Linked DNA regions of Mus musculus: region 1 is linked to region 2. A link is a loop called in an ENCODE intact Hi-C map of the cell type or tissue named here. Cell type or tissue: gastrocnemius. All regions are shown on one strand. Links, peaks and the distances in the headings refer to the core of each region. The heading gives the core; the rest is flanking DNA.

Region 1 (12,691 bases), core at 2,128-10,127, 120 kb after region 2:
ATTCCCCGAGTCTACGCTTCCTTATCTGAACAGTGAGGGATTTTAACAGATGAACATGAGTTCTTCCCATTTCCACCCCAGAGCCTCAGCCCTTGCTTCTGGGTCTGTTAGTACAATGCAGTGTCTTCTCTTACTTCTATCTACTCTGTTTCCATAGCTATAAACAGAACCACTCTTAACTGACACTTTCTTTTATTTGTTTAAATTTATTCAATTTACATTTATTAGGTGGTTCCATGCTGAATATTGCATACACATACTACTTAAATATATTAATATTTAGGGTCATTCAATAAGTTTAATAATCTGCATAAAGCACTCCAATTATTTTTTTTTCAAAACCACACAGACAAAGTCCCACAAACCACTGGTAATCTACTAATCTTATAAACAGCATCCCAAAGTAAGGGTTAATAGTAGACTGCTACACACAGATGAGGGAAACTGAGCCTTAGAGAAATTCATAAAGGTCAAAATCAGACAAATAAATGGTAATGGTCAGGATTTAAAATCAAGTCTATCTGTGAATAAGGCTGGGTTTTCTAACTTGTTTCAAAACTGCCCTTGGGAGTTAATGCAGACAACTCACGGAGTGGAACGTCAGGAATCCAGCCTCTGCCTTCCTCCCTGACACTGCTGAAGATAAAGACGGTATCTAGGCAATAAACATTTAGGAAGAAGCCGGCCATGGGATGAGGTGGAGGCTGTGGGAGTCTAACTCCATCAGCAGCTATAGAGCTTGTAGGACAGTAAGCTACACAAAATAGTCTCAAAACAAACAGCAAACCATCCTAAAATGAAATAGACCAGTGAATCCTTTTTGTCAGTTATGGAATACCTAATAGGTTGAAAACCTAATAGGATCTTGTGTGCAAGGCTACATAAACATTCATGCTCTATGAAGAACCTAAGGGTTCATAGGTTCTTAGTTTCATATAAATCCATTAAAAATCAAGTCAAGAGCCGGGCGTGGTGGCACACGCCTTTAATCCCAGCACTCAGGAGGCAGAGGCAGAGGCAGGCTGATTTCTGAGTCAGAGGCCAGTCTGGTCTACAAAGTGAGTTCCAGGACAGCCAGGGCTATACAGAGAAATCCTGTCTTGAAAACAAAACAAAACAAAACAAAACAAAACAGAACAAAACAAAAAATCAAGTCAAATTAATTATTCTAAATACAAACTGACACTGGCGGGCGAAGCGTAGGTACAAGCCATTCTAAAACAGCCCTCGATGAGCTGCTCTGATTAAGAATCAGTGGTGGGAAACAACAGAAGAAATACTTCTCTAAACTGCAATCAGACTCACTGCAAAAGTGCAGTTTTATTTTTGGGTGGCACATTTTTTTTTTCCCCAGAGGCTGACAATATGAGTATATTATGAACCAGCCACATGGAGCACACTGAGTTTACCAGGGACATGCCAATAAGGCCACCATCAGGAAATCTAGGTAAACAGAGTAAATGATGCCCAAGGCTCTTCAGAGGAAGACCCACTTGGGAGTGACACATTTGAGATAAAGACAGAAAAATGTTTCCTATTACTGATCACTTAAATGTCTAACTCATTTTTGGTTTTCCAAGTTCAAGGGACCCAGGTAGTGCATACTCCTGTGTTATTGTTTGTTCTTATACATATATGCTGTCCTTGCAGGGTCTTTCCAGCCTTTGCTTATCTCTGACCACTATTCTTTATGCTACACTAGAATTCATTTGAAGTATTTTGTAGAATAAGGTAAAATATAATGAATTAAAATGAATTGGTTTGGTACTCACTAGGCCTTCAAAAATTGAGAAGAGATTATTTTTAGATTAAGAACACAAGTGGTATTTTCAACATGAAGTAGTGCCTTAAGAGAAATTGAAGATAAACTGCCATTGCTGTAAAGGACAAAAATAAGAACACTAAGTTCACATTCCTGGGAGGTGGCTTTCAGTTCACTGTGATAGGATCTTAACAGAAAGTCATAAAAAGGAAAGAATGGGTTCCTTCCCCTCCTTCGGGAAGGAACAGATCCCTACACAGTGAGAGTCTGGACCAGGGGCATTCTGCCAAGAAACAGCACATAGCTTCGTGTAGCATCACACTATCAGGTGACACAGTATTGGTAACCAATAATACTACAACGTAGTTGCTTTTATCTGAAGCATTATCAAGTGGCATGGATTATTATTCACCCTAGTTTTTACAAATAAGAAAATTAGAATGTGTCAAGGTAAAATAACTCAAGAGTATGAAATTGGCTAAGCTATCAGCAAAACTTAAGGAGGCCACAGTTTAAGTCACTTGGTATCTTACCAGCAAATGTTCTTGGAATAGCAGAATCTTAGGAGGAACGGGATGGAGAGCCAATAAGGTTTAAGCCAAAGAAGGCTATGTAAGATGCCAGGGATGTTGAACTTGACCTTCTTGTGTTTATCAAAACGTCTCAGAGGCTGGGGCATACAGCGAATATTCAACCCTTAACTTCTTTGAAAGGGAAAGATAACCCTCAGGGACCATATTCTTTTGGACTGGTGACACCAAATACCAAAGGACATTGCTGCAGTAGCTTCCAGCACACTCCTATTCTGCTTTGCAATCAGAGAAAAAGGCCCTTTTCTGTAAACTCTGAAAACTGCTGAAAAGGGGTCAGAATCACCCCCACACTAATTGCCTAACAGATAGGTAAAAAAAAAAAAAAAAAAAAAAATTCCATCTGGGATTATACGCATGCTGTGATGAGTGGGAAGGGTCTGTTACTAAGGGCAGGGGATTTTATTTGGAGTTGAATGATTCTTTGTTGTGTGGGAGGCTATCTTGTCCTATGTAGTTTAGTAGCATCTTCACCTCCAAATATCACAACCAAAATTTTCAATTAACCACTGCCACGTGTCCCACAGGAGAGAAATATACAGAAAATAAAGTCAAATGTCCTAGTTGAGATGTACACAGGAATAAAGAATGTAAAATCCAGGCTGGTAGGAGATACCAAGATATTGTTAGATAAGTAAAGAGATCATTCTTTACTTGTAGATCATTTTTTGTTTGTAGGCATTGGCAAGAATTTTGGATTTTAGTTCATATAAATGATAAACCATTGAACAATTTTAAGTTGGGAACTAACATGAATATACTCTGAAGGATTTAATATCCTGAGAATAAATGAGACCTTATAATTTACAGTAAGGCATATTATCGTTTAAACTTGGTTGAGGAAGGGCAGCAAGAGAGTTCCATAGGTAAAGGCACTTGCTGCCAAGCCCGACGGCCCAAGTTCCATCCCTGGGACACACATGGAAGGAGAAAACCGACTTCTAGACTTCTACAAGTTCCCCTCTCACCTCCACGCGCGTGGTATACAGCACGTGTGCACACTACACAGATAAACAAATGGAAGTAATCGTTTAAATCCCTGTAAAGTGAGAGGAAACACTGACGAACTAGGAGGAACGTCATGGAAAGGATTATGTCACAGAAACCGAGATATACATGGAGGAACTGGTTTTGACTAGAGTGTTCTAAGGCTCATCCCTGAGTCATGGTCTGAAAAATCTCTTCTTACTTAGCTTTAGTTTCCTCTCTAACTCTTGGTCACACTCCAAACTAATCATGCCATTCAAGAACCTACAAGGGCCCCCATTACACCAAGCCCACGCTAGCCTTATTTTACTTTGAACAGGCACATGTCTTCCTTCACACATCCCCAGTAGCTCTAATTTTTGCCTAAACAGTTTTATCAATTCTAACAAACAAAATCAACTACAACTTTTCATCCCATTCACTAAACATGTATTTGTTAAACACTGGTGCCAGATACTTAATGGTTGGGAGCCTTTTGCTGCTTCTCTGAAGCAGAGAAAAATCTGCCTTTTAGGCAGGGTCAAGGCAGGTCAGGTCTGTTGGCAGATTTCCTGGCCTGCTGAGGCATGGAAAGATAAGAGGAGATACACTTGAAGTTCAAGGCGAGAGGCTGAAGATTCTATTGACCTAGGTGGGAGGAATAGGGAGGGTTTTGGATGGGAACAGCAAATTGTTTGTTAGCTTGTGGCTTTGCTTCCCAAGGTACTGGTATAAAAAGGCTATGAGACATACACTCCCTGCTGGTGTGATAATAACCAGCAGCCCTCCCATATCTGTCTCTTGCATCTTTTCCCGATCTTTCCTATAATCCGCCTCACTCCCCAAAGGACTGTTTTGATTTCATAGCAGCCAGACTCAACTATGCCCTAGAACTTCAGTGAAAAAAAAAAAGATAGTTCTTGCTCTCTAGGGCTTAGTTAATATGCAATTGCTTGTCAGACCTCCTCATGAATGTTTTTATAGGTAAAAGACTTCGCCTAACATCTAATTTTGCCTCAATCTCTTAGCTGCTTTTTCTCCTTGTTGCATTTCACAGTACCCCACCCCATCAGCCATGACTTACCACACCTAGCTATAATGACTTCCAGGAACTACTGGATCCCCGCTCCTCTGGACAGAAAGTTGCTACTCCTACCAGTCCTCAGAGGCAGGAATTTAGCCACAGGGTAGTACATTCCTCAGTCTGAGTTATCAGAAAGAGGTATGCTGGTACTAGGAAGTGCTGGGCTTCACCTAGATGATCTAGTGTATTCTCTGACACACCAAAGCTACTCCCTTGTAGGAACCCTTAACCAATGTGGTGAAGATGGTTCCTTCATAATTTAGGTCTGCTCACCCAGGGACTGTTTGAATCTAACCCCCAACATTCACCTCACATCGAGGAACAGTAATTCTGAGTTAATACAACCACACTGTGACCTTCCTAACTACCATTTTTTTTTTTTCCTGGGGGAACAAGGCGTTCAGATCTTGTTACGTCAAGAGTAGGACATTAACATAACTAAACCTGGACTGCTTGTTCCTTGGTCTATTTTTAAGACATATTTAAGGCACTCATGTAAAATACATCCGAGAATACACAATATAGCTGAAGGGGAAAGAGGTGACAGAAGATATATTAAACAACACCTCAAAACAGAGTGCACCCGAGAGGAAACAGTATGGTGCCAATTCTTTACATTTCTAAGAGCTGGTTTCTCCGGCTCCTTCCCGTCGAGGTTTTAATGTTAATGTTGAGGACGGCGTCTATGGCTTCATGTTACTTCTTTTATGTGGTACATAATAAATTCTCACTGATCCCGGGTCAAACACAATAACCTCACTGCATGTCACCCACCAACCTGCAGGGTCTCCCTCATGCGATTTCTTCAGGTAAACTGGAGTCCCCTTTGAGTTTATCTAAGTCAACTTTTATGACTCACGCCAGCTTTGGAAATGTCTTCCAAACCTACATCTACCTTTTTGAGTCATCTTAATCATCAGCCAGGTTTTTTTTTCCCCCCTTTGTTTTGTTTTTCCTTTTAATTATCATCCCAAATAAAAGTTTCCCAGACAAAGGCTAGTCTGGTTCGCAGCAGCAGCAGCTTGCAACTCAAAACCTGCTCCACATCGCGGAGAGGATGCTGCCAAAATTTCTGACAAATACTAACTGGGTCAGCGCGGTTATGAAGACGTTCGTTTTATTAGTGGTCACGAAAGCCCCACTTAGGGAAAATACATTCGCGCCAAAGGACACCATTCAACTGCAAACAGACCGTACCGACTCCCTAAGGGGACCGCCGGGGTGCCGACCCAGCAATGGCTGAAACCCACAGAACCCCGGCTCAGATCCCCGCGCATCCGCACTCAGGCTGCAAAGCCGCCAACCAAGGCGGACGACGGCGGGACGCCCGCGTCTGCCGTGGAAATCCGCCGCAGTCCCCAGCCCACCACGCAGCCGCTCGCCGATCCGCCACGTCCCGTCTCACAGCCCGCCCCGCGCGCCACCCCCGCGTCGGGGCAGAAGCCCGAGCCCTGCTCTCGCGGGATCTCGCGCCTCACACAAGCCCTCGGAAAGGGAGCATCACCCGCGGGAAAGCCGGGAACTCACGTGCGGGGGCGGGGCGGGGCGGGGCGAGACGAGGAGGCGGGCCCGGCGCAAGGGGGCGGGGCGTCCTGACGCGGGGGAAGGCGGGGTCCAGAGACCTGTTGATCGCAGGTGTCACTGCCCAGACCGGCCCCTGGGTCTTGGGCGTGCGCGCATGCTCTGCGCGGGTCTGGCGGCTGAAAGCGGCGGTGTGGCCGTCTGTCCCTGTGCGTGTCGCTTTGCCTGTCACGACGTTGTGGGTGTCGGCGCGAGGCGGAGCCGGGCCAGTGGGACTGGAAGGGCTACGGCGCCGGGAGGTAGAGCTTGGGGTGAGTCGCGGGAGCCCCCGCTGGGCAGAGGGCGGAGGACTCTCGGTCCCCACGGCCTGGCCCCGCTCGGGCGCGCTAACCCGGGTGGCCGCAGGCTGAGGGCGGGATTGGGCCGGGTCGGGATGCGCTGGCCAGGCTCCTGCGGTTCCCGGTGCAGCCCCACAGCTGCCGGAGCACTGAGCCTTCACCAGGGCTCCAGCGTGATTGGCGTTCCTCCTTGGCGGAGCAGACTGGATTGGATGTGATAGAATCTTGGCTTGGTTGGTTTCTCAGTAGCTGGACAGACGGACGGAGTTAATGTTTAGCTTCTAAACGGCGGTTTACGGTACAATTACCAAACTACTCGCCGGCGGCGCGGGGGAACAGGAAGTGCCTGCGCAGGTGTAACCGGGAGGATGTGAAGCCCTGCAATCTGAGCCTGTTTTGAGGTTTTGTTATTCTCCTGGGGTTTGTTTTCTCCGTGCAGATCCCGATAAATGCTTGCAAAAACGTACTGCACGTCCTTATCTGCTTGCGGTCTTCCATAGCTGGAAACATATTCTTTCCTCCAAATATATTTTCAAGGCTACTTTTGAGGTACATGGGCAGTAAACCTAAGTTCTCTGTGGTGAGCCCTGGAGCTTGTTTAAGACCAGGCACGCTGATTTTCACCTTTAAAAGGTGGAGCCAGTGCTGACACGAAGTTATGATAGAATGGATTGGTGACATTGATAACTTGTCAGTTTTATTTTCTGTTGTTTTCAATTCTGTGTCGATGATGGTCGAGGCAGAGATCCCTCATCCTATTCTGTTAAAGAAAAAAGGAAAAAAAAAATAGTGAAGAAAGGGTCTTCAAAAGTAATGTGTGATTTATCTGCTATTGTCAGAAGAATTCCTAATAGATTTTCTGCGGGCAAGAGTTGTATGGAAAATAAGGTTTTTGACTTATCTTTTAGAGACTTTTAAAGTGAGCTCCTTTGGACAACTTGCTATAAACTTACAGAAGTGATTTGTTTAGTTTGTAAATCGAATCAATGTATTAAGTATTTTTCCCAAAGGATAAAAAACAAGAGACCCTCCAAACAAGCCTTTTCCTTAGGATTTTTTTTTTTATTTATAAAGTTGTCTATCGAACTCATGATACGTGGCACTAACAGTTTATTACTTTAAAGGCGTCACTTTTTTTTTTTAAATAAAAGTGCCATTTTAGTGGTAGGACACATTTTCTACTTATTCTTGCCCTTTAGTAAGAAAGCACCCCCCCCCACACACACACACAATGCCCTTACAGTTTCACTATGTGCTCTGATTCAAAATATTTCTTATATTGTTTAATTTCAGAAGTTTATTTTCACTATGTAGTGTCGAAAAATGCAGTTTTGGTGTACAGTGGCTTAGAAGTTTGTTTTAACAGAATAAAGTTTAAAAATGACAAGAAATCTGATCTATTTTAAGGGGTGATGTGCACTTTTAGATGCTAACTTCATTAGACACCAGCTCCATTATGTTGGAAGTCTGTAGTTGTAGAAGGAATGAATCAAGGACTTTGCTTGACTCTACAACTTTCTGAAAACTCGTCTTCTCTCCGTACAGTGGTCGTTGAAGTTAGCTGGCAAAGGTGAGTTACTGAGATACTAAGCAGTCTTGTTATTTCACAGCTTTAACTATAAGGTGTGACCTAATTACAGACCCTAACGACAATCTACAGAAAGCTTGGTAGCTTATATATTGCACATGCCAACATTTTGAACATAGTGCGCTATGGTATGAGGCTCTTCCTGAGATTTTGTGCTAAGGATGGACGTGTGTTGATTTGTGTCCTCCTGGAGAAGCAGGGTAGACATTAGTGACGATACACATGTAGTATTGGTATGGTAGATTATTAACTTTGTGTTGCAACGATTATTCAAATGCTCATTTACAATGTATGTGTATAATAGAAACAAGAAATAGGTGTAACTACTCGACCATTCATAAATCTTTACAAGTTCTTGGGTTTTTTTGTTTGTTTGTTTGTTTTTTTGGTTTTTTGAGACAGGGTTTCTCTGTGTAGCCCTGGCTGTCCTGGAACTCACTCTGTAGACCAGGCTGGCCTTGAACTCAGAAATCCACCTGCCTCTGCCTCCCAAGTGCTGGGATTAAAGGCATGCGCCACCACGCCAGGCTCAGTTCTTGGAATTTTATTAAATAACTTTATATACCACTCTAATCTTGGCAAGTAATTGAGTTCTTTCTCTTTTTTTAATAAGAATCACACACACTCACACACACGTATTTGTATGCCAATTTCTTAGTGGTCCATGACAAGAAATGTAGTGTTTGCCTATAATTTTGTTATTTATGTACTTGGTTGTCTTCCTGTGTAGCCTAGGTTAACCTCCAGTTTGTAATCCTCCTCCTTCAGTCTCCCAAGCCCTGAGATTATAGGTGTACTATATAAGGCTTAGAATCACATCTTAATTTAATTGCTTTTCTGTGTGGCTGATTTTTTTTTTTTGTAACATTTTTCTTTTTAAAAAATGCTATCAGAGGAGCCTGTATTGGGCCACAGGAAGAGTCCACAGGGCTCAAATTGCCTCATGTATTCATATTTGTATTCTGGAAAGTAAAATTTTATGTAAACCTTCACTGTCCTACCTTTCAAAGCTTTACGTGTGCCAGTGTGTGTGTGTGTGTGTGTGTGTGTGTGTGTGTGTGTTTTGGTGCTGGTCATTGAATTTGGTCATGGGCCTTGCCCATAGTATAGTAGGCCAGTGCTGTGACCACAGAGCTATGAGAACCTCAGCCCTAACTTTAATTACACTAGTAAATAAATATCTGAGATAGCATGACATCTTTGTGATAGTATGAAGTTTATCATATTGAGCAGTAAAAAAAGAATTAAAGGTGGGGAAAGTTTTAAGGAACATTATTGTATTTTGTTGTTTTTTTCTTGTTGGATGGGTATTTCGCCTATATGTCTGTACCATCTGTGTGCCTGCTACCCATAGAGGCCAGAGGCAGATCACCTGAGACTGGAGTTACAGACAATTCTGCACTGCCCTGCGGGTGCTAGGAATCAAATGTGGATCCTCTGGGAAAGTAACAACCATTCTTAACTTCTCAGCCATCTCTAGTCCCAAGAATACTGTTTCTAACTTAGCATTTGTGTTCTTTGGGTTAGCAGGTTTTTCTTAGTAAACCTTTTAAAACATATTCTGTGTACTAGATACTAGAGATTCAAATATTAGTAAAGTGTTAGATAATCATGTCAGAAATTTTTCTTTTTTGGATGGGTCACGTTTTGAGACAAAATTTTTCTATAATTCGGTATGCTCTGGAATTTGCTCTGTAGCCTAAGCTGGCTTCAAACCCAATGCTTTAGCCTCCTTAGTATATTTTAGCCTTCTTAGTGCTGAGTTAGTAGGAATGAGCAGCCACTTCCATCTGTGAATTCTTCCTCCTCTAAGCTTCACTTCTGGCTATTCTGAACCATGACCAGCACCCCTACATTGAGTGTCCAAAGGTGAAAGGGTGGTGGACGGTTTCCTTCTCTTACTCTCCCTTCTGTAAGATTCTGCTTCTCCTCCCTTTCTCCTATCAATCTCCATCCACACCACACTGATGGAGTCGCTTCTGACTTGACAGAGGGTGGTGGCTTTCTTCATCCTGAACTACATCCGGAGAGCTGCACTGTGTTGCTGTAGACCACAGACATTATAACTAAGGGAATGTGAAGATAGGTAAGCCATCACCTTAAGATTAAGATGATGACTGAGCAGACAGGAGATGCTAAGGCAGACTGGTAGCATTTCAGAGACTAAAGACATGAGCATTAGCAAGATGCCCCTTCTATGACTTCCTCTGGCTAGTCCCAGGCTAGCTGTGAGTTCAACTGAACATGTTTGTAGATGACAACATCATCTTTCAATGTCAAAAGGATGAACTCTTATAGGTAGTCTTTGTTAGGAACACTTGTTATTTAGAATTTCAGCTTTCCCTCTCAGATTCATCCAATTAATATAGAAGATGCTTGGGACTTGCTTTACATTTGCAGAGAATCGAGAGGCGGAGATAGTAAACAAGACATCCAATAGGTCAATTACATAGTGGTTTAGAAGGTAAAAAGTGCCAGGGGGAGTTGGGACGGTAAGGTGGAGGATGGCTTGCAACTTTACTTTTAGGCTACATTTAGAAGGTGAGGCTTTGGAGAGAACAGAAGGCAAAGACAGGAGGATCAGGGGAAACATTAGGATTCCAGGCACAGGGGTACCACTGCTAAGGCTCTCAAGAGTAGGAATTTGCTTGATACATGTTTGAGAATGATAAGGAGTCAGTATGCTGGAATGGGAAAAGGCAAAGATCAGGTGGCTAGAGGTGAGATTAGAGGGTAGGTATAGTTAGAGGGTTGCTGTAGTGTGAATGTTTGTGAACCCTTAAAATACCTAAGTTGATACATAAACCCCAGTGCAGTAGTGTTAACAGGTGAGGTTTGGGGGAGGTCGTTAGGTTGTGACAGCAAAACCTTCATGAATGAAAAGGCTGGAGTAATCTTGCTCATCTCTCTCCCATGTGTGAATACCAGAAGGCACCATCTTTGAAGAAGGTAAGCTCTTGCCAGCCACTGCTACCTTAGTATTCCCAGCCCTCAGAACTGTGAGAGATAGGTATGGGCATTTGTGTAATAGCTAAAGCAAACAAAAAATAGATATAAAATCTAAAAAACTTGATAAGTTAGATTTCATCAAAACTTAATTCAAAATTAAAGAATTCTTAAAGGTCAATAAGGCATACAGTAAGATTGTGACCAGAAGATTGAACATAATTTCTTTTTCTTTTTTTTTAAGGATTTATTTTATGTGAGTACACCAGAAGAGGGCATCTGATCCTATTACAGATGGTTGTGAGCCATCATGTGGTTGCTGGAAATTGAACTCAGGACCTCTAGAAGAACAGTCAGTGCTCTTAACCACTGAGCCATCTGTCCAGCCCCTTGAAAGTAATTTCTTTCCCGAGAGGCATGAAGGCACCTAAGCATGTGAAAAGCTGCTGAGCATCACTAGTTCTAGAAATGTGTGTTTCAGCCACACACCAACACTACAGACCACAGCATCTCTAAATAGAAGAGATTGAGGCAACAATTGTTGGTGAAGACCTGGTGCAGCTGAAGCTATAGCTCTCAAATGCAAGGGTTTGAAAGCGTATGATGCATCTGGTGGTTTGTTTGTTTGTTTGTTTTAATGAAGTGGAGCATAAGCAATCATACATCCCAGTAATCCCACTCGGTGTATTCCCAAGAGAAATGGGGAACCCAGACCACGGAAAGTTGTACTCAACTGCTCGTGCTTATTTACAGTAACTGTAAGTTGGAAACACTACAGAAATATAAATTTGGGTGTGTTACTTCACAACAACACAACTTGCTGAGTTGTGCAGTAAGTTGATGAAACTTAAAAGCATTCTTCCAAGAGAATTAAACATTATATGATTTCATTTGTGTGGAATTCTAGAAAATTGAAATCCTGGGAACAAAAGCAGAAACATGTTTGTTTTAGTTGGGTATCATAGTTCTCTGTTATAGTATAATAAGTTACCACAAGTTTAGCAACTTAAAATAATTTCTGTTAATTGTTTTATAGTTTCATAATTTTAGTGAGCCAATCCATATGGGCTCAACAAGGTCTCTGTCATTGGTTTCTCAAGGCCAAGGTCAGAGTATCAAATGGTGGGTAGGTTTCTGGCTGGCAGAGTCCTCAGCGAAGAATCTGCTAACAGGCAAATTCTTTTCCTTGTAGGACTAAAATTTCAATTCTCTGGTCCTAAAAGCTCCCCACACTCCTTATGTGGACTCCATCCTTGTTACCCTGCAGGGGTGAAATCTGTCCACCTCCCTACGAGCTGAAGAAAGCTTTCGTTGCCTTTAAAGACTTCTGTCATTAGATTGCACCCCCCCCAAAAAAAAATCTATCACCATCTGTGTCAGAAAACATAGATGCCATCAGTGGATTGTATTTTGCCTATCTTCAGGTTTTGGACAGTAGGGTATAAAGTATGTGAGTATGTGTATGTGTAGGTGTGCATTTTATTCTACTTCTTTCTATACTGAAAAGAAAAGGTTATGGCTATAAAGAGGCTTGAGAGAGCTTTCAGGAGATTGGAGACAGTTGGCTGTGGTAGTAATTACATGTCAAAACTCATTCAGCTATACATTAGAGGAATGAATTTTGTTGAATAACCATGACTCTGAAAAGCAGGCTAGTTTTTAAATCCTGGCTATAAAAATACAGATAGTAAAAATGAACTGATACTAGTATCTCCCAAACTGTTTAATTTTTTTCTTATTAAATATTGACTGACCACAATATAAGCAGAAGAGAAAAATAGAGTAAGAAATCTATAGTAGTGTGTATAACATTAAGATCAATACGAGGTAAGAAGAGTGAATGGCCAGCCCAGCCTAGGTCTTTGAGGTTTGGAGTCCCTGTAGTTTGCCTTGTTT
Region 2 (12,691 bases), core at 2,171-10,170:
GCATAACTTTGCATTCTTAACATAGCAATAAGTTAGACGAAAGACATAGAACTTATATGGCCATTCTGCCACCCAACCGACGGGTAGTTATTTTTAAATCATTAGTTCAAAAGTACCCTTATTATTAGTGGCTCAGAAGTACCCCCAGTTATGCAGTGGTTTGCAGCAGTGAGAAGTGCCCTTAGTCTGTTCGCTGCTGTCACATGGTATTAGCAGAGATACTACTTACATTCATAACTAAAGACATGGCTAATACAACTATGCCATCTTTTTATCTAGGGATGGTTTGTGGGTCTAGAAAAATCTCTAAGGGATATGTCACGCAAACAGACACAGTGTCTACAGTTTTTACCAGAAGGTAGCATAGCCTCATTCAGGACTACAGGGTCCATGGGTAGACACTAGATTGAATTCTCCAAGGGACTAAGCATGGGAAAGAAAAGACTAAGCCAACTCCCTGAGGTACAGATAGGACTTCCTCCTCCAAGGAGCTACACGGGCCACCCCTCAGGTGGAGTTACGGTAGGGATGGCACTGGGGCAGAAAGAGGTTAGAATTCTGGCTCCAACTGCTGCTCCGTCCACGGTTAAATCTGAGTCCTGGCTTTACTTTAGGCAAAGGTTGGTGGGGTCGTTGGTTGGCTGGATGGGGAGTTTAGAAAAAACAGTTTCTTTTTTTTTTTTCTTTCCTTTTTATTCTCTGTTGGTTGGTTTTGCTTGCTCCTTCCCTCTTCCTTTCACCTTTGTTAACTCACGAAGTCCATTTCTGTTGTCAACAACAGTGATAATGAATCCCCGAGGGTGCCTTGTGTTGAGTACCTGAAGATCTATACCCAGAGGGATCCACTGCATGCTTTATCCACTGAGGGAATCCCAGCCACAACTGAAGGACTGTGCTAAATTTTCCTTCCGAGAGGCTCAAGCCTCCCGTCCCAGCAGGAACAAGGCGCTGTGAGCACACAATATGAAGATTCCAGGAGGCAGGCAGGTAGCATGGAAATACAAGCCCAGCATTTGCCCCTGTTTTTGGGGGGAACTACATTGACACCATAACCTAAGAACACTCACTAGCCTATCTCTAATACTTCGATCATAAACAAGTTCTATTTTGAGAGTAGCTAATACACAGTGTATGTATTTAGACTATCCACTGTCACATTTTTTAGAGCTATGTTTTATCTTGCACATTTGGATGATCATTCTCGAACTCGTAAACTGCTATTATGTACAGTGATTGTTGACAATACCACGTGTCAACAATCCCATTTAATATGCACAAGAAGAAACTAATTGTAAGCAGGGGGAAACACGTCTAAGCTATAGCTAGTTATGTAACATAAGCTGGCGTCTTTTATTCTAGAGCAGTGGTTCTCAAACCTTCCTAATGCTGCGAACCTTTATACAGTTCCTCATGCTGTGGTGACTCCCCAACCATAAAATTATTTTGTTGCTACTTCATAGCTGTAATTCTGGCTACTGTTATGGATTTTAATGTAAAATATATGATATGCAGCATATCTGATATGCGACCCCTGTGAAAGGGTTCTTGGATCCCCCAAGTTGGGAACGGCTCTTCTGGTTAGTGCCAACATCTCTCAGTGTAGAACAACTGCAGATCACCCCACAGCCTGTACTAGAGCATCAGTAGTCACATCTGCAATGTCACAGACGATTCTCCTTTAAAGGAATGAACCGGCACCTGAGGCTGCTCTCCTGTTTGCAGTCACTGGGAGAAAGAATGTGAATGGTCTCTGCTACCTCTGAAAGGGCAAAGCTCTCCGACACAGCCAGTGAAGCCCATTGTGAGCACTCAGTGTTTCCCCAGTGTCACTTAAGTCATTTAGCGCTCACATCTCAAGGTGAGTTCCCCTGAGTCAGCTGTGCTCTCTCAGGAGTCCCCACCAACCAGGCAGGAAGGAAGGGCACTTGAAATCAAGGTCGGTAAGAAGTGACTGTTTTCTGAAAGGCTTAATTCTTCACAGGCTTTCAGAAGGAAGCCAGGAGAGCACGCTCACCTCACCTGAAGCAGAGCTGTTGCGTTTGCTTTTAAACGTTTTACTGTGCGTGTTCATGAGAAAAGTATGTAAATTCCAACCATCGATATTCCCAGAAACACTGGCCCCTGATGGTCTTATGTCCCATATCACTGGACTCTGGGGAACACAGAGATTTTTGTTAACACTTCAAAGCTGCTGGCGGAGTCAACAAGTATTCTGGGAAAATACCAAGTTGAAATTCTTCTCTTGACTTCCTACCAGAGTTGGCTTCCAGCCACAAAGCAGACCAGCAAATTCCCATAAGATCCAAACAGCAGGCAAAAGTGCTGAATGACCAGACACCGCATCTCACCCCGTGAGCTTCCATTCCTCGAGGCAGGAGCACTGATGTGCAGTTGTTTCCTCGACAAAGTCACTTTCTAAAATGTTTAAAGTGTGTGGTCCATACGATGTGTGCACACTAATCCACCACTTGGCTCTCAGAAGTCAAAGAGCCACTCAGAGGCGATTGAATGGAGAGAATTTTAATCTTAACATTGTCAAATCTGGAGCTAGGGGTGTGTTTGGGCACACAGATGCAGGTTCCTGGGTCCCATCACCCAGACCACTGTGAGGACAGAAAATTCTGCCAGACAGGTTTCAGATTACTGATTTGGTCAGAAGATTGGCAGCTAACTCAGTATAATTGGGGGTCTTTGTTTATCTCTTTCTTGATCTGTTTATCTACATCCGGTGTAGTTTACCACTGCCGAAATGATAGTTTAGAGTCCCTAAGCACAGCCCACCAAGACCTGCTGTTCAATCTCCCTCCTTCCTGCCTCTGCCAATGGGAGCACTCAGAAATGTTCAAAGCACTCTGCAGAGATCTGATCTCATGGATCCAAAAGAAAGGTCCCTGGTATATGCATGAGAAACAGTTTAAAGTCAAAGGACAGTAGCTGGCCCTGCATGAAAAAGAAATGTGCCTCGTAGGAAGAAACAGAAAGTGTTCTTGGAAGTTGACATCAAAGAGTACAGTGCTGGGTTCTTCTTGATGGGGGAATGACATTTTGACACACTGGACAACCCTGAATGAAGACCTGCAGTCCCTATCAGGATGTCAGTTAGGGACAGAAGCTGGGGCGGCCATTCACACAGTTTCAAAGCTTCCGAGGACTAGAGTGTGGGCAGAAGGTAGGAAGGACAATTAGCTTATTGATAGTCGTAAAATATGTGAGTGTTTTACATAAACTATAATGAGAATACTGAGTTTACAAAAACTTTAGCCCGGCATCAGCTGAGTATCTTTCCTACAATACCCTTTTGATTGGTTGTCCAGGTAAAGGAGGTAGCATTTTTGTGCCCATTTTATGGATTGTTGATGGGGTTCCGAGGCACAAAGGCTGGAGACCTTGCCCTAGGTTGTACACTGTGAGCTAGCATTCTGTTAACAACTCAGTGTGTGCTCTGCCTTCCTAACCAGCCACACTGCTTTTACTCCTGGGATTTACCGGGAGAGGGAAGGTGGTTTGCTACTTAATGGAACACCTGAAATTCAGAATGTTTAATAACGACCTGTCAAATAGGAAGTTAAAAAGGGGAAATAAAACTGAAGAGCTTGCCCCCTCTGCTTCCTCTGTTGGCCTGTCATTTAGATCTACTGACCCAACTTGGAGATGTTTTTGTTCTTTCTTGGGTTCAAAAGGCTTAATGTAGTTTTTGTGCGGGTCCTGAGCTTTGGATAGTGGGTGAGGCTGATACATACACCTGCTGGCAACGCCAGTACTCTGCATCCATGGCTACATTGTTTCCACCCTGCCTTCTCACTCCAGAAGACCTGCTAGTTGTCTGCTGGGCAAGCAAATTCCGCATGAAGTTCCGTGTTGGATAAATGGCTTTCCATACAATAGGCTTGGGAAGGACCCTTTCATCCGAAGATAGACCATAAATTTATATACTATGGGAGCTTGATGGAAATGGAAATAAGTCTCTAAGAAAGACATAGCTATAAGGTGGGGGGGGGGGGGATACGGCTCTGACAGCGAGTTTGTGTGACAGGGTCACAGCCTCTGGCTAGGCAAGGGATACGATTTAGAAAATGGAGTCAGGGCTAGGAATATATAGCTCAGTGGTAGATCACTTGCCTAGCGTGTGTGTGAGGCCCTGGAATGAATCAAATAAAATAAAAACCCAACAGAACATGAAAAAGGGGGTTGGTGATGCAGGGGGTAGGATGGAGGGAAGGAGGAGGGGTGTGCACAAGAAGAAATGCAGACTAAACAAAAGGAATGATTCCTTGGCTTTATGCATCCCCCCCCCCCCGAGAGAATTCAAAGAAATTTCCTGTTAGATAGTTGGGTAATTCAAAACCCATCACTTTGGGCATCCTAACAGTACTACTAAGCAGAATTATAATGCGAGACTCGCCAGCTTCCAGTGTTTCAAAGAAGACGAGTAGTTATCACTGGGACCTGTGAGGGTGACACTTCCAGCTGAGGCAGCAGCCACCCTAGATGTACCTGGGGTGGGGGGATCAACCCTTCCTGCTATGCAGACCCCATTGGAAGATTCCCCCAAGACAGACAACCCTCCCTGTCTTAGGCTTATAATTGCTGTGAAGAAACACCATGTCCAAAAGCGAGCTGGGGAGAAGAGGGTTCATCTGGCTTACCCATTCACATTCTTGTCTGTCATTGAAGGAGGTCAGGACAGGAATTCAAATAGAGCAGCAGCTGATGCAGAGGCCATGGAGGGATGTTACTTACTGCCTTGCTCCTCGGGGCTTGCTCAGCCTGCTTTCTTATAGAACCCAGGACCACCAGCCCAGGGGTGGCACCACCCACATTGGACTGAACTCTCTCATCAAGAACTCGTTAAGAAAATGCCCTACAGACTTGCCTGTAGCTCAGCCTCCTGGAGGCCCTTTGTTTTTTTTTTTTTTTTTTTCAATGGAGGCTCCATCTCCTCAGATGTCTCTAGTCTGTGTCAAGTTCATAAAATTAGCCAGCACAGTCCCTGTCAAATACTTCCAAGCAACCGTAGACCACACCTTACATTTCAGACAAGTGTGCTGAACAGACTCCATCAAACAAATTCCCAGCCCTTGTAGGCTGGTATGTGCCAGACTGTGCTCACTGCTACCAGGACCGTAGAGGACCAAGAGAAAACGGAGATCCGTGAGAAAGAACAAAAGAAAACCCTCAAATTTAGTGACAATAATACCGAGTGACAAAAATTCCCGCAAAATTAGGAATTAAGAAGCTGTGATTTGGGGACAGGGCATTGCTCAACAGTACAGTGCTTGCCCAGAAAATATGAGGTTCCAGGATCCATCCCTGATGCTGGGGAGGAAAAAGGGACTGGTTTGATTTGGTATGATCAAAAGATAATCACCTCTTAAGTAAATTCCATGTGGGATTACCCGAGATGATGCAAATACTCTCTCAGCACACAGAGGTGCACACACACACACACACACACACACACACACGCACACAAACCCTTTTATTTTTGAGATAGAGTCTCACTGTGTGTTCCTGCCCTGACAACACCCACTGACCCATTCATTCACTGCACCTCACTGTCCCCAGGCCTGCTGCAACTCCCTCTGGGGACAAAGGGTCAATGACCCGACCTGTTTTGCAGTACTTGATCTTGCCTAAGAGGTATGGTTGCTTTCCAAAGCCAGACTGAAATCTAGGTCTCCACAGAGCAAGCGCCCAGGGCCTGGGAAGGCATAGACACAAGCCTCAGAAGCCATGCAGGGAGGGACGTCAACATGACCACCTCCGCCCAGGGAATTTTTGTGGATTTTCTGGTACTTCTAGAATGTCTATGAGTCAGAAGCAGAAGTCGGAGCTCAGAAGACTCGACCTTTAAAAAAGAATCACAAATCAAAACAAGCTTGGATTTGGAATTTTGTTTCGGATATAATGAAACAGAAATGGCTTAGATTTTCATGTGTGACGTCTAGTCATAGCTAAAGACAAAACACAACTGGGCCCCAAACAGCCAAACCCCAAAAGCCACAACTGGGTCTTGAATTGGTTTACCCTTGGTCATTTTTCCCCAGTGTGTTTCAAATGTATAAATGCCGTCAACAACTGCTCACTCCAGAATAAGATCCACTATTGAGTAACCTGGATACCCCAGGTGTCAGTCTAAGGCATGAATCTGCCATTTTGAGTTTTCTTTTCTTTTTTTTTTTCCCACACTTAGCACCCAAGGATGAATACCTGACCTGCTTGTCAATGTTTGGATATGGCTAACTAATTCTTCACGGCAGCCTAGTATGAGCTCCATCGACGCTGGAATCTGAATTAGGAAAGTCTTGCTGAAAGCCAGCATAATGGTGCAATGGTGAAGGCAGTAAGATTAGGAGTTAAAGGTCTCCCTCAGCTATAGACGAATTTGGAGGCTAGCCTGGGCTTCATGAGTGCCCCCCCCCCCCCCCCCCCCCCCGCATCTCAAACCAAAGCAAGTCAGGAACTAAGTATGAGATACAGGATAAGCCACCATGCCCGTATGTCTTTCTTGTGTTTTATTACATCGTTTTCCAACTTTCATTTCCATGGGAGTAAAGATTGGCATGGCCTTACCTTGGATACTTATTTATTAGATCTGGGTGGGAGCCAGGAATTTGTCATCTGATACTTGTTTGTTTGTGCACCTCATTTTATAAAACGCATTTCTAACACCTGTCTAACAGTCCTTTAAGACTCTTAATAGTTTGTAGGCTCCCCTCATCAAAGACAACCAAACCACGCAGGGCTGTGGGCCTGCTCGGACTCTGTGAGGTGTTAAAGCAAACGTGATTACGCCTAGCGTCCACCAGGTGGCAGCAGACTCTTCTCCCTCGTAGAGCTTCCCAGACCGCCATTCCAAAGTTTGTGGCTCAGCAACTGACTTCCAGTATTGTCCTTGTTGTTTTATTAAAGATAGGAGAAGCCTCAAGATCTGATTTTGTCAGATCAGTCACTACACATCAAGGGTGAGATAAATATTTTTCAGAAGCAGAATTATAGTTTTATCACTTAAGACAGTCTTGAGCGCTTCAGCATCTTTGTAACTCTCAGAGAAGGGATTGTCAAAGAAAAGCTGCCCTTGGTTTGGGGACCTAGACCTGCTAACTCCAATCAAAAGTGGTTTTTAAAGTGACTAACTTAAAATTTGAAATCTCTCTGGAAGTGAGATTTCAAAACATTCTTATTGATCTAAATCAAAGAATTCTGAAGCATTTTGAATGTTAATTAGCCATACTTCCCTTCCTTCTTTTTATCAGGTTTCTTTGAAACAGAGTTCAGGCCAACCTAGACTATGAAGTAAGATTCCCTAATTCTTCTCTCATTCTCATCTCAGAGAGAGAGAGAGAGGGAGGGAGAGAGAGAGAGAGAGAGAGAGAGAGAGAGAGAGAGAGAGAGAGAGAGAGAGTGGCAGACTAATAATATTCCATACAATGATTTCTTTTTTTTTTTTTTCTAGTCTCGGCCTCCCTGAGTGCTGAGATTAAACATAGCCACCATGGCCGGATAAAATGATTCCCAAGCCACAAATCAAGCGAAGTTTGAGAGGAACATTTCGATTATTTGTTAAAAACTTCTTTCCCACTCCTTCTCTGGTGTTTTTGGTTTTTAATGGCTAGATTAGATGCATAAGTACTTCAGACATGCACATTATGGGGGTTTTCTGTTTTCTTCTCCTACTTCCTTCCTCCTCCCGCCCCGGCCCCATGCTTAGAAGGGCTTAGACATTGTGTTGCCTTTACAAGTTGCTGTCTTAGGCTACAATTACCTATCCTTTATCTACTTCAGAAAATTGATCATTCACTTGACAATTCTTACCTACTTTTTCACTTGACAATTCTTACCTACTTTATAGAATTCCTTTTTCTCTAAAATGAAATTTTTTTTGTTTTGTTTTGTTTTTTAAATACAGGGCTTTTCTCTGTGTAGTTCTGGCTGTCCTGGAATCACTCTGTAGATTAGATCCACCTCAAACTCAGAGATCCCCCTGCCTCTGCCTCCCGAATGCTAGGATCAAAGGGGTGCCCCACCACCATCAGGCTGCAAAATTTCTTAAATAAGAAAGTATCTTAGTTACTTGTCTATGGCTGTGCTAAAACTCCATGGTTAAGGCAACTAATTAAAAAAAAAAGCATTTAATCTGGGGTCTCATGGTTCCAGAGCATTAGAGACCATTACCATCATGGCCAGAGAATGGTGACAGGCAGTCACCACACTGGGGCAGTAGCTGAGAGCTTACCTCTGATCCATAGGTGCAAGGCAGAGAGTGAGAAGGCTAAGAACCTCGGAACCTTTGGAACATCAAAGACCACACCCAAGTGACACATCTCTGCCATAACCCTTCCTAAACAGTTTCGTCAACTGTGGAACAAGCACTCAAATGAGAGGCTATGGGAGCCATTCTTATTCAGACCACCACAGAAAGATGTCACTAAAAAAAAAAAAAAAAAAAAAAAAAAAAAAAAAAAAAAGAAAAGAAAAACCTCACCATTTAGACCAGAGAGACATGCAAAGTGAATTAATCACAGTCTTTGTCCATAAGTGCAATGGCCGATTTTATACTTCTCCTCCCTGTCCTATGGCCCCTACATCCTTTCTAACTTGACTTCCGTCCTATCCCCTGAGGAGAGGTGTTCTCCTTAGGGCTGAGTATCCAATAGTCACAGATTCTTAGCACTTTGACAAGTTACGAGCCTTGCATTTACCATTCAGTGTCTACTACAAAAAAGAACTTTCCCATAAATGTAAATATTTAGAAGATAGTTGGACATATGATCATTTAGCAAACCAGCAATAATAGGTTCCTCCATAGACCCTATGAAGTCCCTACCCTTGAATTATTGGCCAGGTTTACAACATCAGGCATGACTCCCTCCTGGAGAGGAGTACCCCAACCCAATCAGAAAGTAGTTGGTTACGTCCATAACAGTTATGCCAGGATTGAACCACTGGGCACGCTTTGACTGGCACTTGAGTATTGTAGTATACAGGGATCAGCACAGGGTAAGAATAGTGATGCCTTCCCCTGCAGCCTGCACAGCCTGCAGCAACTTCGGACATGATGAAAGTAGCTAGCAGAGAGGAAGTTTTTCTGATCGGTTCCAGATTTATTTCTTTATATTCTGAAACTTAAGCACGTGGTGTCCTCAGCCATCGGGTTCTACTATCTAGTTGAGTAACCAAGACCTCTAGCCATATCTGCAGCATCGTTTTGGAGGTCTCTGGGACTTCGTTGGCCAGTCATTCACAGGCTTGGCACTGAGATTCTTGAATAATAACTCCTGTCTCCTGGTGTGAGCATTATCTACCCACAGAGGGTATTTCTGCTTGAACTTCCTTCTAAAACAATTATACATTTTTTTATATTGGCATGCACAGTAGTAGATTGCGGTAAAGATTCTTCATGCATGTTTTGTTCTGGTTAATCCACCTCCACCCTCTCCCCTCCCAGTCCGCACACCCCTGTGCACGATTGAACCTCGGACACTAAGTCTTTCCTCTTCTCCTTTCCTATCAAGTATCAGCTGCTATCCCCCAGGTCCGTGCAGGTGTCTTTTCTTGCTCCTTTCACAGTCCCTTTCTGACTTTATGACCTTTGCAGCAACTCCAAGTTAAACACACGAATAAAAATGTCAAAGCTAGGCTCCACATATGAGAGAGGACATGTGGCATTTGCCTTTCGGAATCCGGATTAGATCGCTTAATATAATGTGTTCCAGTTTCATCGATTTTCCTGCAAATTTCATTATTTCATCTTTCTCCTTTATAGTTGAACAAAATTCCATGAGGTATGTGCACCACATTTTTGTTATCCATTTATTAGCTGATGGCCATTTAAGCTGATTTGCATTTCCTAGCTATTCTAAATGGAGCATCCATGAACGTGGATAAGCTAGCATCTCTGTAGCAGGAAACAAGGGTCCTTTGGGTCTATTTTCAGGTGCGTCATATGGTAGTTCTATTTTTAGCGTTTTGAGAAACCTCTGACCTGAATCCCATAGCAGGTTCACCTATTTACACTCCCACATGGACAGCTGTTCCCCTTTGGCCACGTCCTCACCAATGTTTTTGTCTGATTTCTTAAAGCTAGACTGGGTTAATAGTGTGTCTTATGGTTTCTACTGCTGGGATAATGCATGGTGATCGATAGCATCTTGGGGAGAAAAGAGTTTATGTCATCGTATAGTTCTCAGGTCAAACTCCATCACTGGAAGAACTCAGGGCAGGAATTCAAGGCATGAACCTGGAGGCAGGAGTTGATGAAGAGGCCATGAAGGAATGCTGCTTACTGGCTTGCTGTCCATGGCTTGTTCAGTGTGCTTTCTTCTGTATGGTAGGACCACCTGCCCAAGGATGGTACAAATCACAGTGGGCTTATTACATCAATTATTAATCAAGAAAAGACGCCCCTCCCCCTACTCGCCCCAAAGTCTTTCCTAGAGGCTGGTGGTAGGGAGGCATTTTCTCTGTTGAGGTTCCCTCCTCTAAGATGGTTTGTATAAAGTGGGGAAACACTAGTCAGCACAGCCGGGATCTCTAAGAAGTTTCTATTTGAATCTCCCTGAAAGCTAATGATGTTGAAGGCTTTTTAGAATCTTTATAGGCCATTTGTGTTTCTTTTCAAGAACTCTCTGTTAGGCTCCACAGCCTATTTTCTATTGAGTCTAGGTATTTGAGTTCTTTGACTATTGTAGATACTAATCCTCTATTAGATGTGCAGCTGGCAAGCAATAAATAAATAAATAAATTTCCTCCTATTCTGTAGGCTGCGTCTACAGTTGATGTACAGGTGTTTTCATGGGGTCCTGTTTGTCAGTTATTGGACTTACTTCTTAAAGGGCTAGAGTCTTATTCAGAAAGCCCTTACTTAAGCAGGCCTCCATCTGGAAGTGTCCTCCATACTTCCTACAGGCGGAAACTCTCAGGTCTTGTACAAATCTTTAATCCTTGGGAAGCCGAGGTTTCTGCACGGGAGAGGTGAGGACACTATTGCACTTAGATCCAGTTATCCAAGCACCATTCATCTTTTCTCAGCTTTGGGTGGGTACGTTTGCTATCTTTGCCAAAGGTCAGGTAGCTGTGGCTACCTGACCTTGTATTGGTGCCTCTGTTCTAGTCTGTGGATCTATGCATCTATTTTGTGCCACTACCAAACTGTTTGGGCTTTGTTTGGTTGTTTATTTATTATGCTGCCTCTGCAGCGTAGAAACCGGGTGTGGCAATATCTCTAGCAGTAGATTCACTTTGGCTCAGGGTTGCTTTGGCTACTTAGAGTCTTTTCTACACGAGTTTTAAGATTATTGAAATGCAGTTTTAAATGATTTAAAACGTGAAGTGATGTTGGATTTTATCAAAAGCCTTTCCCTGTATCAAGATGGCCTTATAATTTCTAGTCTTGAGTCCATTTATGTAATAAATAACATTTATTTATTTATATATATATATATTACTTTATAATTATATCTCTGGAATAAAGTCTACTTGACCATAGTATGTGATCTTTATGATGTGCTATTAAATTAAGCTTAAAACGTTTGTTTTTGGGTTTTTTGGTTTTTTTTTTTTTTTTTTTTTTTTTTTGGAGAACCTTTGCAATTATGTTCATATGGTCTTTGGGGTTTTTGGTCTTAATTTCCTTTTTTGTTGCATCTTTATCTTTGTCTGGTTTTTAGATCAGGATAGTACTGTCTTCATAAAATACTTAGGTAATGTTTCTTCACTTTGTATGGATTAATTTGAGAAGTATTGATTTTAGTTCTTCTTTGAAGGTCTGATAAAATCCATCTGGTCCTGGATTTGCTTGAGTTGAGAGATTTTTTTTTCTTTTTTTTAATTACTGCTTCAATCCCACTGCTTACTACAGATCTGTTTTAATTGTTGATCTCCTCTTGTTTTAATTTTGGTAGGTCATTTACATCTTAAAATTGACCTATTTCTTTTAGATTTTTCCAATTCGGTGGGAAGATATACCATTTTAGGTAAGACTTAATGCTTTTTGAATTTCACTGGTGTCTGCTGTAATGGCTCCTATTCCGTTTCTAATTTAATTTGGATCTTCTTCTCACTTCTGTAGTTACTTTGGTAAGGGTAGGTAAGTCTTTATCTTTTCAAAGATAAATATGTTTCATTAACTATATTATTTTGTTGTTATTTTCATTCCATACTCTTGTCTTAACTTATTACTTTCTTTCTAAAGACTTGTCCTTCTTTTTCCAGACCTTTAAGGTGTATAATTAAGTTATTTAAGATTTCTTTGACCAGGCATGGTGGCACACGCCTTTAATCCCAGCACTTGGGAGGCAGGGGCAGGAGGATTTCTGAGTTCGAGGCCAGCCTGGTCTACAGAGTGAGTTTCAGGACAGCCAGGGCTACACAGAGAAACCCTGTCTCGGAAAAACAAACAAACAAACAAACAAACAAACAAAAAGATTTCTTTGATGTTTTTAAATATAGACTCAATGCTTAGAATTTCCCTCTTAAGATGCTTTCATTGTATCTCATAATTTTGGCATGCTATGTTTTAATTTTCATTTGATTCTAAGATTTAAAATGTTTTTCTATATCAATTTATTTATTAACTTTACATGCTGATTACTACCCCCCTTTTCCTGGTCCCCCTCACATAGTCCCTCACACCCCATCCACCCTTCCCTTCTCCTCTGAGAAGGTGGAGCCTTCCCCCCCACCCCCCAAC

What was found. Peaks named below come from ENCODE experiments on the same cell type or tissue, not always from the same donor. Only the 100,000 strongest peaks of a DNase experiment are listed, where the experiment ranks them.
Region 1: it touches region 2 in a loop (4-fold over the local background); 12 of 42 quality-filtered maps call a loop at or near these places.

The regions. Positions count from the first base shown.
Region 1 is chr3:122,977,825-122,990,515 of GRCm38, reverse strand. It overlaps Usp53 (ubiquitin specific peptidase 53), which reads left to right and starts at 6,069. Exons shown (of 16, transcript NM_133857.3): 1 at 6,069-6,234. In gastrocnemius, for the core only: no CTCF peak of the experiment used is centred there; a DNase peak (open chromatin) is centred at 5,960; H3K4me3 peaks cover 2,375 bases; H3K27ac peaks cover 3,789 bases.
Region 2 is chr3:123,097,515-123,110,205 of GRCm38, reverse strand. All of the region lies in intron 4 of Synpo2 (synaptopodin 2), which reads left to right. Among named protein-coding and RNA genes, the nearest start is that of Myoz2, 69 kb to the right of the region's middle. In gastrocnemius, for the core only: a CTCF peak has its summit at 6,805 (motif pointing right); a DNase peak (open chromatin) is centred at 6,805; H3K27ac peaks cover 3,873 bases.